Linked DNA regions of Homo sapiens: all the other regions are linked to region 1. A link is a contact called in ENCODE Hi-C data. All regions are on one chromosome and are shown on one strand. Each heading gives the region's core, a stretch centred on a gene start or an enhancer-like site at or near the end of the contact. The rest is flanking DNA. Distances are from core to core; before and after follow the strand shown.

Region 1 (3,887 bases), core at 88-2,587:
TGTGCAATGGGTTGGTCACTGTTCTAAGAGTTTTCAGTGGACACACCTTTTTTTTCACGAAAAAAATGTACCATGAGTTAATTCTGATATTTGTAAATTCAAATATAGGATTGCAGAATTTTAATATAATGTCTTTGGTTTATATTTGTATTTCTTTTCTCTTATGGTGAAAAACTTGGTTCACAAAGATATATTTATATACTTTATACTAATTATAAATTCAGAAATATTCAGAAATAGTAATACCTATGTTATTACTGACGAGTACCGAAAACAGCTTAAGGTTTCTTCAGTTTTTTCCCCTTGGATTAATGTCTCCCTAGGAAGGCTTGGTCGATTTATTGTTTTAAAGTCAAATCATTTATTTTCTATGACAAGACACTTTAACTGCAAAATGTGCTTCAGTGTAGTACCTTCATTTAAGGAGGAGTGAGGTGCCATTACACCTCCGTGTGTGTGTTTTGCCAACAGTATCGAAGACGCTTAACAGAACAGTAGTAAGTTTTGCTTTACAAATTCTTACATTGCAGAATCGTCTGCATCAGCTATTTTCATTCATGAGATATGTGTAAGACCTAAACCAAAGAACATCGTTTCCCCGGACTGAGGAGGTTTGCGAAACCTCCAGAGACTGAACTGCTGACCTTCCTTCTCTGGGCCGGGCGAGGCAACTGTACCCAATACACTTTTTGTTGCCATGCTGCGTGCCAGGTTACTCAGCCGGGAGAGGACACTTCCTACCATCAATGCGCTCAGCTTGAAGCCAGAGACGAAGGCACCGACAGTTTATTATTAAACAATGGCAGCAGCGCCACGCTGAAGACACGAACGCGCTGTTATGGAACCCCCAGAGGTCTCCCCCATCGTAGCCTGCTCCAGCCGACTCCGCCCACGTAAGGTGCAAGGTTTCCGCATGAGAGCCGGGAAGCCACAATTTCAAATTCTCTTTTATTGCTTTATGTCCCTGACTCATGCAGGCCAAAGGGTGAGGAGGAGTAATAGCCAACAAGAGCGTCCTGCAGAAAGAAACAGGCTGCGTGGGTCCGGAGGAGCTTGAAAGGAAGAACCCGACCAAAGGGCAGGAGACCCGGCTCTCCAGGTCGCGGAGGCGTGGGTGCCCAGCCAGGCGGAGTGCGGGGCGGGGCCTCTCGGGCCGCAAGGTGGGGCCTCCTGGGCCGGGAGGTGGGAGGTGAGCTCCGCCAGCCCAGCCCACTGCAGACAGGTTACCCAGGACCTCAAGGTGTGCTGCGTCACCCCGCCCGCGCTGCGCTGATTGGTTCCTCCAGGGAGCCCCCGCCCCCTCAGCTGTAACCGGGCCGGCTTCAGTGTCGCCGCCATCTTTGTTGATGTGTCAGCTCCGCAGGGGTTTGGGGAAACGGCCGCTGAGTGAGGCGTCGGCTGTGTTTCTCACCGCGGTCTTTTCCTCCCACTCTTGGCTGGTTGGACCCCGCTATGGAAAAGTTGGCCCCTGAGCCAGAGCTCCAGCAGCCTTGTTAGGGCGTGGCCTGAGGCTTGGATAAGTGGGGTAAGTGTCTGAGGGGTACTCGGGGCACACCGGTGAGTCGCGGTGGCGGTGCGGTGGGGCTGCCAGCCTTCCGCTCCTTCCTGCACGTTCCGTGGCGGGGGCGAGGGCGAGTGCGAGGTGGAGGTCGAGGTCGAGCGGGCTCCCCGCCTGGCTCCTTTGAGGGCGCGGAGGAAGGGGAGGGCTGGGGAACGGGTTTCAAGCCCTTTCCTCTCCCTGCCTTCCTCCTTCGGTTCCGGGACCTTGGAGGTGGCAAAGAGGGGTCAGCGGGGGTCGTGGGGGCTGTGCCTCGAGAGCGTCTGAATTCGAGCCCATTGCCTGGGCTGCGTGTGAACTGCAGCCAAGCCCTACCTGCTCGAGAATCTTTCCTAGACTCAATCGCCTATTTCGTTTTTCGTCTCAAGTTGACTGTATGTGGGTGTTTTATATTTACTGTTGTGAAGACTTGTTACCCTCTTCCAAACACTTCCATTACTGTGATTCTAAGTTCCTTAGAAGTGATTCTTTGGAGTGGTGGATACTGTTCTTTATGTTGTCTTTCAAGGACGTCAAGGCATTTCATAAACCTTGGTTGGTAAGGAAGGGGTTTCAGATTTATGTCTCCATCAGTAATGAAAAATGGCAAAAACAAAACAAAAACCCTTCTACGTGTCCCTAAGTAGCAATCTTGGGAAACAGTGCAGGTGTGAGTATTGCTTAGCTGTTAACAGTTTAACAACTTCACCTAATATTCCCATCTTGATTTTGTTTAGAGGAAAAAGTCCTGGATTTCGAGTCAGAACATCTGGATTAGAATCCTACTTCTTTCACTTGATAATCTTGTTACCTGTGGAAATCAGAAGAGAGAATATAGTAAAAATACGCAGTACAGTCCCAGGTACTTGGCCGTTTTCTCTGCATGTGTGTCATGTTCCTTTGATGCCCAGCTTTTTTTTCTTCCAAAACGATAGGCCGGGTGTTGTCTTCTAAGGTGTTCAGTAAATCAGGGTTTCAAGAGGTGTGCTGGTAGTCATTCAGAAGAAATTAATCTGCTATTATCTATTTAGGTATGCTAGTTGTGGGTGTGGCTTTCCCAACTATCAAGTACACCTTAATATTTACCGAGTGTTCATCTCGTGGGAAGGATTCAGGTTCAAGAGAGATTGATAGTGAAACTGAACTATCTCTGTGTGTAATGTACACTGTTCCCTGTGTAACTTCAATTCTTTATCCAACATTACACAAATAAAAAACAGTAATGATTGGCTAGGTTCATTTTTCTCTTTTATTTCTGGTCTTTTCATGTTATTTTTAATGCAGTGAAGATATTAGATCACGAATCTTGCAGTATTAAGAATTAAAACTTTTTACAGCATAATAGGCAAACGTATGATTACTGAAGATTCTCCCTGGAAATGCATGGATTGTGTTTGTTTTTTAAAGGCCCTGTTAAATTCAGAATAACTGCATATAAACTTAAGGTTTCTTTAAACAGTGGAGATTCCATAGTGTGTCATTGGCTTTTGAGTCCTATTTATTGCTAACGGAAAGGGTTGGCTGGTGTGTATCACAGTGACCACTCTAACCTTTTAGTTCTTTCACCCATAAAGTAGAGTTGTCCTTTAATGCTATGCAGTGACAGCATAGCTAATGATTGCTTAGTATGTTCAGTTTAGAAACATCTATTTGCAGCTTTATGCTGACATCACAGAGTGAAGATAAAAGCATTGCAGTATACTGACTCCAGGAAGAGACAGTAGGTTGAAGCACAAAGCAGCTTTATTTGGAGATTTAGAAAATAATCTTTCCCTTTGAAGAAGGACTGGTAATCTGCACTAGTTTCTCAAATTCATGCAACAGTTTCGTGTTAAAGTAAGAATCCTTACCCTGAAATTTTTTTTCTTTTAGTAAAACTTAGGTTTTTCTTTTATCTCTACCTTAAAATAACTAAAGCTGGTTTTTCAATTTCTCATAAACATATCACTGAGTTTACAGTATTGCAAATGTTATACTTAGTATTCATTTTAGGGGCAGCAGTGAGATCATAGATAATTTAATCTATTGTTTCAAACTGCTTTGAACTTTCTTAGCTACTGAGATTTAAAAAATGTATTTGGGCTAAAAAGTAAGAAAAAGGAAAAATACTGAGATGAAGGGACAGTAGACACAAAGTGGAAATCAGCACCAGCATAGTTTTGATTGGATTGTGAGTGTATTTCTTATTAACATTTGTCTATCATTAAGACACTTGAACTGATAATTGTGGGATTATGTAGACTATGTAATGTCTACCGCACTTACTACATAATCCCACGGTAGACTATCAGTTCATGTTTTTAATAAAGTAGAGCATACCAAATTAACCAACTCTGGCCAAAGGTGTCTT
Region 2 (3,672 bases), core at 248-2,747, 8.2 Mb before region 1:
ATTTTGATCAGAATAAATCTTATTATTTTAATATAACGGGTCTTCAAGTTCTTCAGATTGTGAAGAAAAACACAGTTTCACAAAACAATCACATAACTCTTACCCAAACTTTGCTGTAAATGGTTTCAGTGGCATCAAATTAACATAGAAAGTATGCAAGCTGAGTACTTGGGAAAATAAAGCAGATTGATCAGGAGTTCTAAGATGAAAGACAATGGTGTAAACCTCATAGTGCACTATTTGTTCCAGTCATTAAACACACAGGAAATAAGATTTTCTATTTAGAAAACTAACTCACAAGGGGCAATGACTTCATTAAAACAAAGAAAATCTTATTAAAACAACGATCAATTGTAAAATAAGAAAACCAGTACTGCAGAATTGGAAGGTGAAACAAACAGACGAGGAAAACGCAGAAACTGCCTGGATATTTATTTGTTCCTTGAACCTCTTCTTGTACTGCCCCCAGAGAGCAAAGGAGTTTCATTATTTATACGCCCAGACCACGGTAGATGCTCTGCGCGGGGGCACAGCCTCACCAGAATTCTACCAAAGGCGGTAAACACTATAAGCAACAGGACCGCTTTCATTATGACACACTTTCCCCTCTTTCCAGGAGGTCAATAGAAAGCATCTGAAACAAACCACAAACCACTCAAGACGGCCCCAAAGCTCTGCGGTTGGCAGCTGGCCTCGGCGTCGAAAGACCTGGGTCTGGTCGCCTCCCCGGTGCCACCTGCGTGACCTTGGGCAAGTCGCTTTCAACGCTGCCTCTGGCCACCTGCCCCGAAGGTGCGGAGGTAAATCGCGGACACCGCCCGACTTCAGGGCCCAGGGCGGAGCCGGCTTCGGCCTCGGCAAGTCCTGAAGCCAAAATGCATTAAACACCAGGAAAGGATGCCCGGGGACGCGCGCCCCGCGGGCACAGCCCTGGAGGGAGGCGCTCCGACCGGCGCCACCGGGAATCCCCGGGCAGCTGCGCGCACCGCGCCCCGAGCGGGATTTCTCGGGGGGCGGAGACGCCGAGGAGCTCGTCGGCCCCGCGACCGCCGCGGGCCTCCCGCCCTCCCCCGCCGGGCGCCGCTGAGGGCTGACGTCGGGAAAACAATCGGGGACCCACGGGAAGAAGACGCCGCCCCCTCCCGCTGCCCCAAGCCAGGGCAGGTGAGCCGGCCCGGCGGCCTCCAGGTGCTGTGGCGCGTGGCGCGGACGTGCGCAGAGGGGGCGCCGGCTCCGCACTCACCAGCACCCACCGCCCCTCTGCGGACGCCTCCCCGCTCGCCACAGCGGGAACCGCGCTCCAGCAGCCCGGCAGCCCCGCAGCCGCCGCCACCTCGCGCCTGGCCCCGTCCACCACCCCTGCTCCAGCGCGGCCGCGTTCTTCAAGCTAAACTTTACCGCGGCCTCGGCCCGGAGCACCCGCGCCGCCGCGGCCCCGGCTCCCACAGAGGCTCGGCTGCCCGGAGCGGCGTCCGCGACGGCCAGCCCGCGCACTGCGCACGCGTCCCCACGCTGCCTCAGCCCTCAGACGGCGGCTGAGATTCCGGAGCGGGCGCTCCCAGCCCGCAGAGACTACGAGTCCCGGCAGGCCCCGCGCGGGTCCCTGCGGCGTGGCGGGCCGAGTTTCTGGCGTCTTCCTGGTTCCAGCGGCGGCGGCCTCGGCGCGCCGGGGAGGCCTGCGCGCGGAGCTCTGGGCCGCCGCGCCGCGGTGCTTCCTGGTATTCGTAGTTTTTGACCACCACTGGGCTTGGCTCGGAGGTAGAACTCCGGGTTCTCTGATGTCATCGCCTAGAGCTGCGAGGAACAGGGATCTTTAAAAATAGGCTTCGTTAGTTTGCAGATAATTTGTTTGCAAGCTGTCCCATAATCGGTCCAAGTGTCACAAATTTACAGGCTGCGGTGTGACCTGGAGAAAAACGCTTTACAGCTCTGCGCGCCAATTTTTCGCTCTTCTCTCTCCCTGCAAATGTAGCTCCACTGCCTACTTACAATGGTGTTAATAGTACAGGAGGGTAAGAGAGACTTAAAGAAGGGTTAGTCGAAATTCTTTCAGCAACGGTGGAGCATAAATATGTATTCTGGTAAATATTCGTTGAGTGTTTAGCAATTTCTCGAGCACTTAACTGTGTGCCAAGTACGCGATAGGCAACCCGGCATTCATCTGAGAAAGAGACACTGTCACTGCCCTTATGGAGCCTGCAGCTTGGGGGAAACTCGTCCGCAAACTAGCAAAATCGTTCCAGATTTTAATAGAATGGCCAGACTGAGAAAGTTCAAGAGACAGTAGCGGTGGCGGGGACGGGGGGAGGCTCTTCAGAGAGAGTGGCAAGGCAAGTTCTCTGAGGATGTGATATCTGAGCTGAAACCTGAAGAATGAGAAATATTCAGACAGGCAAAGAACTGGGAAAGAATTACATGCCACGCCTTTCACAGCGCATGCCACTCTAGGCTCTTAATAAATATTTGTTCTTTTTGTGTGCTTCTTCCTTTCCTCTCCTTGCACAACCTTAGATCACATCCTATCCCCTTCAAACCCTTTAAAAAATCTTTATCAACATCTTTTAGAATATCCTTCCTATGTGAAAATGTACATGAAACAAATGTCCAGTGGTAAGACAAGCTGTACAGCTGCTAGGACAGAAGACACAACCCTGGTGACAGGCTGGAATCTATCTACTTTGCCACTTTCTTTATTTGCGAACTGGGTTAGAAGTCTGGGGGCTCAGCCTGGCCTCCTGACTTGTTTCTCTTCATGGGGCATCATACAGGATTTTGAGTTTGTCTTTATTAAAATCTTAGAGGAAGCCTACCTGTTATCTGAATCAGAGGTGTAGTGAAGAACAGCCCTAGATTTTCCTGTGTAGACTTACCTATGTGACTTTATGCAGAGAGTGACACTTTGCCCTTCTGACCCTCAGTGACCTCGACTGTAAATGAGTGTCATCCACCCTGCCTGCCTTGCAGAATGTTCTCAGAGTCTGATAAATTGATGGAGGTGAAAACATCTTGCAAACTGCATAGAACGGCTCTCTGACTGCCTCTTTGAGACTTAGCATTTTCAATTGCCTTTCATCCAACGTGATATTTTGGTTATCTTTTGAGAAACCTTAGCTATGCAGCCTTGCTGACATCTGTCCCTTTTGGGGTCCTCATCTGTATAATGGTTGAAAGGGTTTGGCCTCACTATAGTTTATAAAGTAGCCAGAGCAGATTGTTTCCTTTGGTCCACACAGTGGGTTTTTGTTGATTTAACTGAATGTGTGGTTAACATTTAAAAATAAAAATCTAGGTGTCACCTGTCTTATCCCTGTAGGCATTTGAGTTTGCCTTCCCTGGCTAGAAGGTCTGGAAGGAGTCTCTAGCTTGTCAGTGCTAGAATCCTAGAAGATTCCAGATGGGAAATTTGTTTATTTGAAATTCAAAGTCAAATTCACATCTTTTATTTGATCTGAAAATACTGGTCCTGAGAATAGAACACTTAGGCCAAGAGCCTCTCACCCTCTCCAGGCTGGACCCGCCGGATCTCTCTCCTAAATGTTGTTTGACATCATTGATGAGTGGTTTGAAATTGTTCCTTTGGCCAATGTGATGGCTCCTGCTTGTAATCCCAGCACTTTGGGAGGCCAAGGTGGGCGGATCACTTGAGGTCAGGAGTTTGAGACCAGCCTGGCC
Region 3 (3,784 bases), core at 192-2,691, 5.7 Mb before region 1:
AAAGGTGTCCCACCTCCTCTTTCTACCAGGGACAAAAGTTAGTCACCAGAGACAACTTTAGACCCTTATCAGCCAGCGATGGCGCTAGAAGAACCTACATAACACACTTTACTCACTACCTGTAACTACCATTAGTTTCTCGTATCTCTGCCTTCCCACTCTGCTGTTTTTGGAAACTTCAAACTGCTTTCGCCATTTCTCCCCAGTTATTGTTCTTTATTGTAAATGCTACGTAATTCCCCCATTCTAAGCCACCTGTTTGAGTTACTCTTCCTTGAGTTTTGCCCATATAAGATGTACATGTTACTAAATTTTTCTTTTGCCAATCCGAGCTTTGTGATAAGGGCCGCAGTGGAGAACCTAGAAAGGTAGAAAGATTTTCCCCCCTTCCTACAGCCCCAAGGAGGGTTTGAGACACGGGTTCCGTTTTTTTCCTTCAGCTCCTCACTTTGTAGATTCCATTCAGGTCATTCCCCTTCCGTCACCATGCCCTTTTTTCATTGAGTAGATATATCTGATGGGCCTGGGGTTTTCTTAGGTACATTTCAGGCCCAGGGGAGACACAGTTTCATTCTTTTTTTCTTTTTTATCGGACAGCCTCCTGAACCAGAAGAGGTTCAGAGCGACTCCCACAGTTTCACTCTTGAACTTGGGTATTTTCCAAATTGCCTCAGCAAAAGGCTGCTGTAGTCGGTCTTCGTAGCTTCCTTCTCCAGGGTATCCTAGCGGCGCGCAGTGCAGGAGCCTCGCACCGCTCCCCGACGGCGGCTGCCAGCTTCCAGACAGACGCCGACCCGGTGTTCGCAACCAGGGCGCAGGCCGGGCCCGGAGCGTTTAGAGCGCCCGCCCCTCGGTAAGGAACCGTCCCTGAGCCACAGGGCCTGACGCGACTGCAGAAGGAGCGTGGGGTCCTCCGAGGTTCCCCTTCTCTAAATGTGCACCTTCCTCAGGGAGACCTTGTGCAGCTGAGGGAAAAGTCACCACTCAGGGTTTCGGGCCGGGGACCCAAATAAAAGTGCTGCCATCAGCAAAAAAAGAAAAAAAAGGCACGAAGAGGAGGTGGGCGGATTCCCAAGGCGGTTTCGCCCACTAATTTTGCCCAGAGATGACTCTGAGGTCTCTGAGCTTAATGCTTTTCAGCTGTTGTGCAGACTCGCTTTGCCCTCTTATAAGCCCACTATGGGAGTTCCCGCTACACGCCGGCCCAGGGGTACAAACGACAACGCGCCGCCCTTGGAGCGCGTCGCCGGGCCCCGCGCTGCGCAGCCTCCAGCGGCGCTGCGTGCCCTTCCTTTTGCCCGTCTCCAAGATGGCGGCGCCGCCGCCGCCCCTCCTCCTCGCCGCGCAGAGCCGCGCTGCGCCGCGCGCTCCCGCCGCCCCTCCCCACGCGAGCTCCACCCAGGTCGCAGGCAGCGCGGTCGGCGGCGGCTATTTCCCGCCATTGTGCGAAGTGAAGGCTAGGGGCCCGTACGCGCCCGCCTGACTGTCGCCAGCAGCTCCTCGGCGGCCCCACCGCAGCCGCCGCTCCCTGAGGCGCGGGAGGCCCGCGCCCCGCGGCTCGCTGTGCGTGGGAGGGCGCGAGCGAACGCGGGCGAGGAGCGGCCGAGCCGCTGAAGAGGAGCTGGGCGCCGGCCGCCCGGCCGCGCTCGGCCCGCGGATCGCCTCCGCCCGGTCTTCGCCGGCCCCGGCCCCTGGCGAGATGCCGTGTGGGGAGGATTGGCTCAGCCACCCGCTGGGAATCGTGCAGGGATTCTTCGGTGAGTGGCGGCGCCGGGGGGCGGGCCGGGCGGGCAGCCGAGTTTGCCGGGCCCCGGGGCAGGGCCCCGCCGCGCGGCCCCCACGCGGTACCATCTCGAGGGCTCGCGTGGCCCGAGACGGGGCCCCGGGGCCTGCACCGGCCCCAGCTGGGACAGCCTCTCCCCCGGTCGCAGCAGGCAGGGGCAGGAGCCGGGCCGCAGGTACCTCCCACCTGCCCGAGTCGCAGCTTGGGAGCCGCCAAGGTGAAGTCGTGGGGCGCGGGCTGTGATTCGCGGGCTGTGATTGACGGCCTCGCTCCCAGCCTGTGGCAGGGCCAGGGCCCCGGCCCCGGGCGCAGCAAACTCGGAGGTCCTCGAACCCTGGGGAGGGCCCGCAGAGCCGCGGGGAGGGAAAACCACTTTGCCTGTGGGAAGCCCACAGGATATTTCAAAACTTCCGGTGCGTCGGGGAGTGCTCGCTTGCACAGAAGTTGGTTCTAACTCCTGTGCTACCCTCATTCTCTCTTTCAGAGATAAGATTTAATGTTCATAGCTTAGTTTTCCTGTTGGGATGACTTTAGAACCCATCTAGTCTGGATCTGCTCCTGTGCCAGAGCCAGCAAGAAATATTGAGCTACTTGAGTTTGTACACAGGGCTGAGAATCCTGCAGGCGAGCTTAGTAAATTTTGGTTGCGATTGCTGTTGCTACTTTACTGCGAAGGGTATACGAAGAAAAGTTTATATTTGTTGTCGTTAACTGGGCATTTTGACAACCGTTCCATTCCCCAGTGTCTTTTTACACGTAATGAGTGGCGGAGTCAGATCCAGCTAGAAATCACTGTAGATGGCAACACCTGACTTGTCTGGAGTTAACTTAGAGTTGTAGAGCGGCCTTAGCTCATTGAAAAAAACATCTTGGGGTACTAGAGAGAAAAGGCAGTGGGAAGCTAAATCATCCTCAGCAGCCAAAATCGACGGCAAACAATGTATGGTATTTCTTATAGGAGGGCCTCTAGTGCTTACTCAGGAAGTCCTTATTAATTTACCTGTAATTCTAATTAGTTTAGTTACCTGGCTTCCCAGGCTGTAACTAATGGCATTATATTAGAAAAAAGCCTGGATAGACGTCCGAACTTAGCCAGTGAACACTGACAGCCTGATGAAGAAATTTAAAACTACCTTCATACTTGAAAAAAAAAAAAATTCACTATATAGCAGTCAAGGGTGCTTTGAGGAAGGGGCATATATTTCTCCACTAAATCCTAGTAATTTATGTTCATAAGAATTCTAGAAATGATAATCGATGGTCAACACAATGGCCCCAAAATGTCAAGTGAAGATTCAATTGTAGCATTGGTTTAAGAGGGTGCAGATGCATAGATACTTTTTAGGAAAAATCCCTCCAAAGTAAAAAGGTTTGGTGCTTAAAGGGTTAAATTTCAGTTACTAATATTAGAAAGTTTATTTATTAGAAATACCCCATACTCTGATTTTGCTGGATAAATGAGATGATTTCATATTTGATAGAGATTTGAATGTATTTGTGTCAAATTTTGTCTTCTAAATGTATGATCCTAAGGGACACATCTCATCATAGTACAGGAAGGATGTAACTTAGATATAAAATAATAGCTTCAGAGTATTTTATAAATTATGTGGATTGTTGTGGGAACCTGAGAAGTTTCTTGATGTGTTTCTCCCCAGAATGTCTTGTTCCCGTGTACGTTGTGTCTTATAGAAAAGTCATAATGTGTTCGTAGAAGCTGTTGCTATATTTTCGTATCACTGTGATTGTATTGCATATCTTTATTATAACAGCATTACAAGTATGTTTGTGTGATAACTTATAGGCACTTTTTGGTTTAGTAGGAAATTGTTTTCCCCCCAGATAGGTAATGCATATGCATTGTACAGAAAGAAAAAAGCAGTTCAGCAACATATAGCAGAAAAGGAAAGATCTTTGAAGATCCTTCACCTTCAAGATAACCACTGGTTCGTGGTTGTGTAGTTTATTTTCTCTGCATATATTTAGACAGTTTTTTTAAAC
Region 4 (3,950 bases), core at 305-2,804, 5.7 Mb before region 1:
AGAGGATCTATGTACTAGGCCCTAAATAAGATCCTGGAGATAAAAAGGCAATTAGGTCATAGCTGCTGAAGAAGACTGCAGTCCAAATGGAGAGGCAGGTGTGTTTATTTCACAAACATTAAATCACACTGTCTGGCACGCACTATACTTAGCGCTTTGCAAAAATTAAAGCATTTCTAATTACAATTCTGTGAGGCTACACATACATAGAAACTGAAGCACAGAGAGGTAAAGTAAAATGCCTACAGTCACACAGCAAGTTACTGGCAGGGCAAGGACTGGAATACAGACAGTCTGTGCTCTTAAACACTATGCTCTGGGCAATGCTACATAATCATCAAAAAGCAATCTCCCTGGACAATAATACAAATATGAAAAAAGAGCTAGGAGTGCACATAGGAGTGGGGGCCTAAGAGAACAAGAAACAGCTTCTTGGAAGAAGTGATGTATTGTCTTGAAAGATGAGGAATGGGTGGGGGGTTAAACCTGTAATCCCAGCACTTTGGGAGGCCAGGGCAGGCGGATCACTTGAGGTCAGGAGATTGAGACCATCCTGGCCAACATGGTGGAACCCTGTCTCTACTACAAATACAAAAATTAGCCAGGCATGGTGGCAGACGCCTGTAGTCCCAGCTACTCGGGAGGCTGAGGCAGGAGAATCACTTGAACCTGGAAGGTGGAGGCTGCAGTGAGCCGAGATCGCGCCACTGCATTCCAGCCTGGGCGACAGAGCAAGACTCCGTCTCAAAAAAAAAAAAAAAAAAAAAAAGATAAGGAATGCATTGTATATGTCTACTTCACAAATATTACAGGCTTCTAGAAGAGGGGCACAGTCCATCTTATAAGATATCTTACTGTAACCTAGAAGATATTGTACTGTATCACAACAATCTCCTAGTAGGAGACAGTGTACCGTATCCTAGGAGAGGGGCACAGTCCATCCTAGGAGGTATCTTACCGTATCCTAGGAGTCTCCTAGTGGGAGACAGACTACTGTACCCTAGGAGAGGGCCACTGTTTAATTTATTTGCATTTCCTGCCAGCACCTGGCGTACCAACAACGGGTATTCAGCAAAGATTTGCGGAATGCCAGGGTACGAATGAATGTCCAGCACTCTGGACAACTCGGAACAGGGGGTTTCCGTGAAGAGCAAGTCTCATCACCTGCCACCTCCAAGATCCCAAAGCCCCCGACCCACTCAAACCTGGCCAGTAATGATCCTGGCAAGCTATCCAGAGGGTAGCTCGAGGCAGAAGGAAAAACTCCCGTCTGACCTTTGTCATTGCACGTCCCCCGCCCGCCTCCCACCACACACGGGGCCGCCCTCCCCTTATTACCTCCCGGTAAGAGCAGGGAGGCCGGAGAAGCGGAGGCCTGGGTGACTGGGATGAAGGGCACATTGAAGCTGAACTCCGTGGCCGAGGAGGAGAAAAGTAAGTTAGTGCCCGATGAGGAAGTGGAGGCGCCGCCGCTGCCACCGTTAGGTTTTCTCTCGGCCATGGCTGCGGCCCACCGTCCGATACACGTCTCCGGGTACCCGGTACCACACCACTGACCGGAAACCGATCACGCTCCTGGCCAGCGCACTTCCGCACTTGCGCACAGGAGCCGAAATTACGGGTAGCTAGTCAGCCGCCCTCTCCCTTCCCCTACACGGCGACGCCAGATATCAACATGGCGACACTGTCTTCACGCCCGCGTCTAGCACGTGACACCCTCGGAGGCGGAGGCCGGGCGGGAGGATGGGGACGTGGTCCCCGCAGGTTCTGGATAGACGTGCGAATTGAGACGCAATTGACCCTGAAAGTCACAGGTTGTGGCGGGTATCTATGGGCTTCCTAAAGGTACCGTCAGGATGGCTCTCCTGACAAAGATTTTGGAGGAACAGCGGAATCCTGCTGGACGCTACCGGAAGGAGGAAGGGAGGAAGAGCGTTGTGCGGGAATGGGAATTCGCATGCTAGGCGGAACCAAACACCCTCTCCAAAACCCACTTGTCTTTCTGGATGGAACCGAACATTGTGGTTGACCCAGAAATAGAAGTGGTAAAACATTTTTTAAGTGTTTAATCCATAGGGAGAAAAAAATATTTCGTTTTATTTTTGTTGTTTTTTGTTTTGCATTTGTTTTTTGTTTTTTTGGTTGGTTTTGTTTTTTGTTTTGAGACAAGTCTGCTGTGTCGCCCAGGCTGGAGTGCAGCGGTGCAGTCTGGGCTCATTGCAATCTCCGCCTCCCGGGTTCAAGCGATTCTCCTGCCTCAGCCTCCGAGTAGCTGGGACTACAGGCGTCCGCCACCACGCCTGGCTAATTTTTTGTATTTTTAGTAAAGACGAGGTTTCACCGGGTTGGCCAGGATGGTCTCAATCTCCTGACCTCGTGATCTGCCCGCCTTGGCCTCCCAAACTGCTGGGATTATAGGCATGAACCACCACGCCTGGCCAAAAAAAATATTTAAAAGAGAAATCAAACCAGACGCCATGGCGCAGGCCTGCAATCCCAGCACTTTGTGAGGCAGAGCGGGAGGATAGCTTGAGCCCAGAAGGTTGAGACCAACCTGGCCAACATGGTGAAACCCCGTCTCTACTAAAAATACAAAAATTAGCCGGGCTTGGTGGCATAGCACCTATATTGCCAGCTACTCAGGAGGCTGAGGCGGGAATATTGCTTGAGGCCAAATTAACCCTGATCTTGCCACTCACTGTGCAGCGAGACCCTGTCTCCTTAAAAAAAAAAAAAAGAAAAAAAAAGAAACCAGGGCATTGAAATTAGAGATCTGACATTTTAGATAGCTTTCTATATCCACAGTAAGCTGACTTACTTCAATCCAGGAGGTACTGTGGATAACTTGGACATAATTGTCATCTTTCATAGTTAGAGATTTTGAAGGAAAATATAACTTAAGCCATATTTCAGCTTCTTGGAGGTTGGGAGAGGAGATACCAAAAGAACGCTCAAAATAATGAAACTCTGCTCAGCTGTTTACACATATATAGAACCTAAGTTTATTAATTCAATAACGATTTCATGTGCTTACTGTCAAGAAAAATTTTTTAAGTGGGACACTCGTTAAAGCAGTAAATTAGATTTTATTTAATGAAAACTATTGCTAGGGAATTGGGTCCAGCATGAACTGAACACAACTTTGCTGAAACAAAAATTTGGAGGCTTTTTAGAGGCTGTGGTGTGCTAAGGGAAAGGTGCTGAGGAGTGTGAAGGGTTGGTTCGTCCTGCAACTAGGCCATCTGGGTGTGTTAATCCATGCTTATCCAGAGGAGACATAATTTTTCTGTCTTCATGACAAGCAGTGGTGTAAGAGAGCAAGGTAGCCACAGGGACTGGGAATGAGAATGAGAACCACCTCCTTGAAGGCTTGCAATTCAAGAGACAAACCCCCAGGTCCTTGAGAAGACAGTTCTCAGTGGTCATGTGTCCGGAGTTGGTTCCTTCCGGTGGGTTCTTGGCCTCACTGACTTCAAGAATGAAGCCGCGGACCTTTGTGGTGAGTGTTACAGCTCTTCAAGGTGGCACAGACCCAGAGTGAGCAGCAGCAAGATTTATTGTGAAGAGCGAAAGAACAAAGCTTCCGTAGCGTGGAAGGGGACCTGACTGGGTTGCTGCTGCTGGCTCGGGTGGCCAGCTTTTATTTATTTATTTGTCACTGCCCTCATCCTGCTGCTTGGTCCATTTTACAGAGCGCTGATTGGTCCATTGTAAAGAATGCTGATTGGTGCATTTACAATCCTTTAGCTAGACACAGAGTGTTGATTGGTGCATTTTTACAGAGTGCTGATTGGTGCATTTACAATCTTCTAGCTAGACACAGAGCACTGATTGGTGTGTTTTTACAGAGTGCTGATTGGTGCATTTACAGTCCTTCAGCTAGACACAGAGCACTGATTGGTGCATTTACAATCCTCTAGCTAGACAGAAAAGTTCTCCAAGTCCCTACT

What was found. A loop is a pair of places that touch in the nucleus more often than their neighbours do. Pooled maps may share reads with other maps.
Region 2: a loop to region 1 is called in a map of CD8-positive, alpha-beta T cell, with 15 times the contacts of the local background. The contact joins the promoter of PLEKHA1 here to the promoter of CCDC186 in region 1. A Hi-C loop is called at or near these places in 2 of 168 maps with a recorded cell type or tissue (CD8-positive, alpha-beta T cell and naive thymus-derived CD4-positive, alpha-beta T cell) and 8 of 50 pooled maps.
Region 3: a map of CD8-positive, alpha-beta T cell shows a loop between it and region 1 (5-fold over the local background). The contact joins the promoter of MCMBP here to the promoter of CCDC186 in region 1. A Hi-C loop is called at or near these places in 2 of 168 maps with a recorded cell type or tissue (CD8-positive, alpha-beta T cell and naive thymus-derived CD4-positive, alpha-beta T cell) and 8 of 50 pooled maps.
Region 4: a map of CD4-positive, alpha-beta T cell shows a loop between it and region 1 (9-fold over the local background). The contact joins the promoter of SEC23IP here to the promoter of CCDC186 in region 1. A Hi-C loop is called at or near these places in 1 of 168 maps with a recorded cell type or tissue (CD4-positive, alpha-beta T cell), 1 of 37 single-sample maps with no recorded cell type and 6 of 50 pooled maps.

The regions. Positions count from the first base shown.
Region 1 is chr10:114,171,653-114,175,539 of GRCh38, reverse strand. It overlaps CCDC186 (coiled-coil domain containing 186), which reads left to right and starts at 1,337. Exons shown (of 16, transcript NM_018017.4): 1 at 1,337-1,525. It overlaps MIR2110 (microRNA 2110), which reads left to right and starts at 1,361; the gene lies at 1,361-1,435. It also overlaps a transcript of TDRD1 not described here. RefSeq lists a silencer at 1,002-1,271 and enhancers at 1,332-1,531, 1,127-1,655.
Region 2 is chr10:122,372,533-122,376,204 of GRCh38, reverse strand. It overlaps PLEKHA1 (pleckstrin homology domain containing A1), which reads right to left and starts at 1,497. Exons shown (of 12, transcript NM_001001974.4): 1 at 1,399-1,497. RefSeq lists silencers at 890-1,089, 1,100-1,259, 1,280-1,349, 1,390-1,499, 1,640-1,789.
Region 3 is chr10:119,870,500-119,874,283 of GRCh38, reverse strand. MCMBP (minichromosome maintenance complex binding protein) reads left to right here and starts at 1,441. Exons shown (of 16, transcript NM_001256378.2): 1 at 1,441-1,757. The coding sequence starts at 1,700. RefSeq lists enhancers at 912-1,081, 947-1,106 and a silencer at 1,337-1,986.
Region 4 is chr10:119,890,334-119,894,283 of GRCh38, reverse strand. It overlaps SEC23IP (SEC23 interacting protein), which reads right to left and starts at 1,554. Exons shown (of 19, transcript NM_007190.4): 1 at 1,339-1,554. The coding sequence starts at 1,501. RefSeq lists enhancers at 1,306-1,816, 1,817-2,327, 2,328-2,839.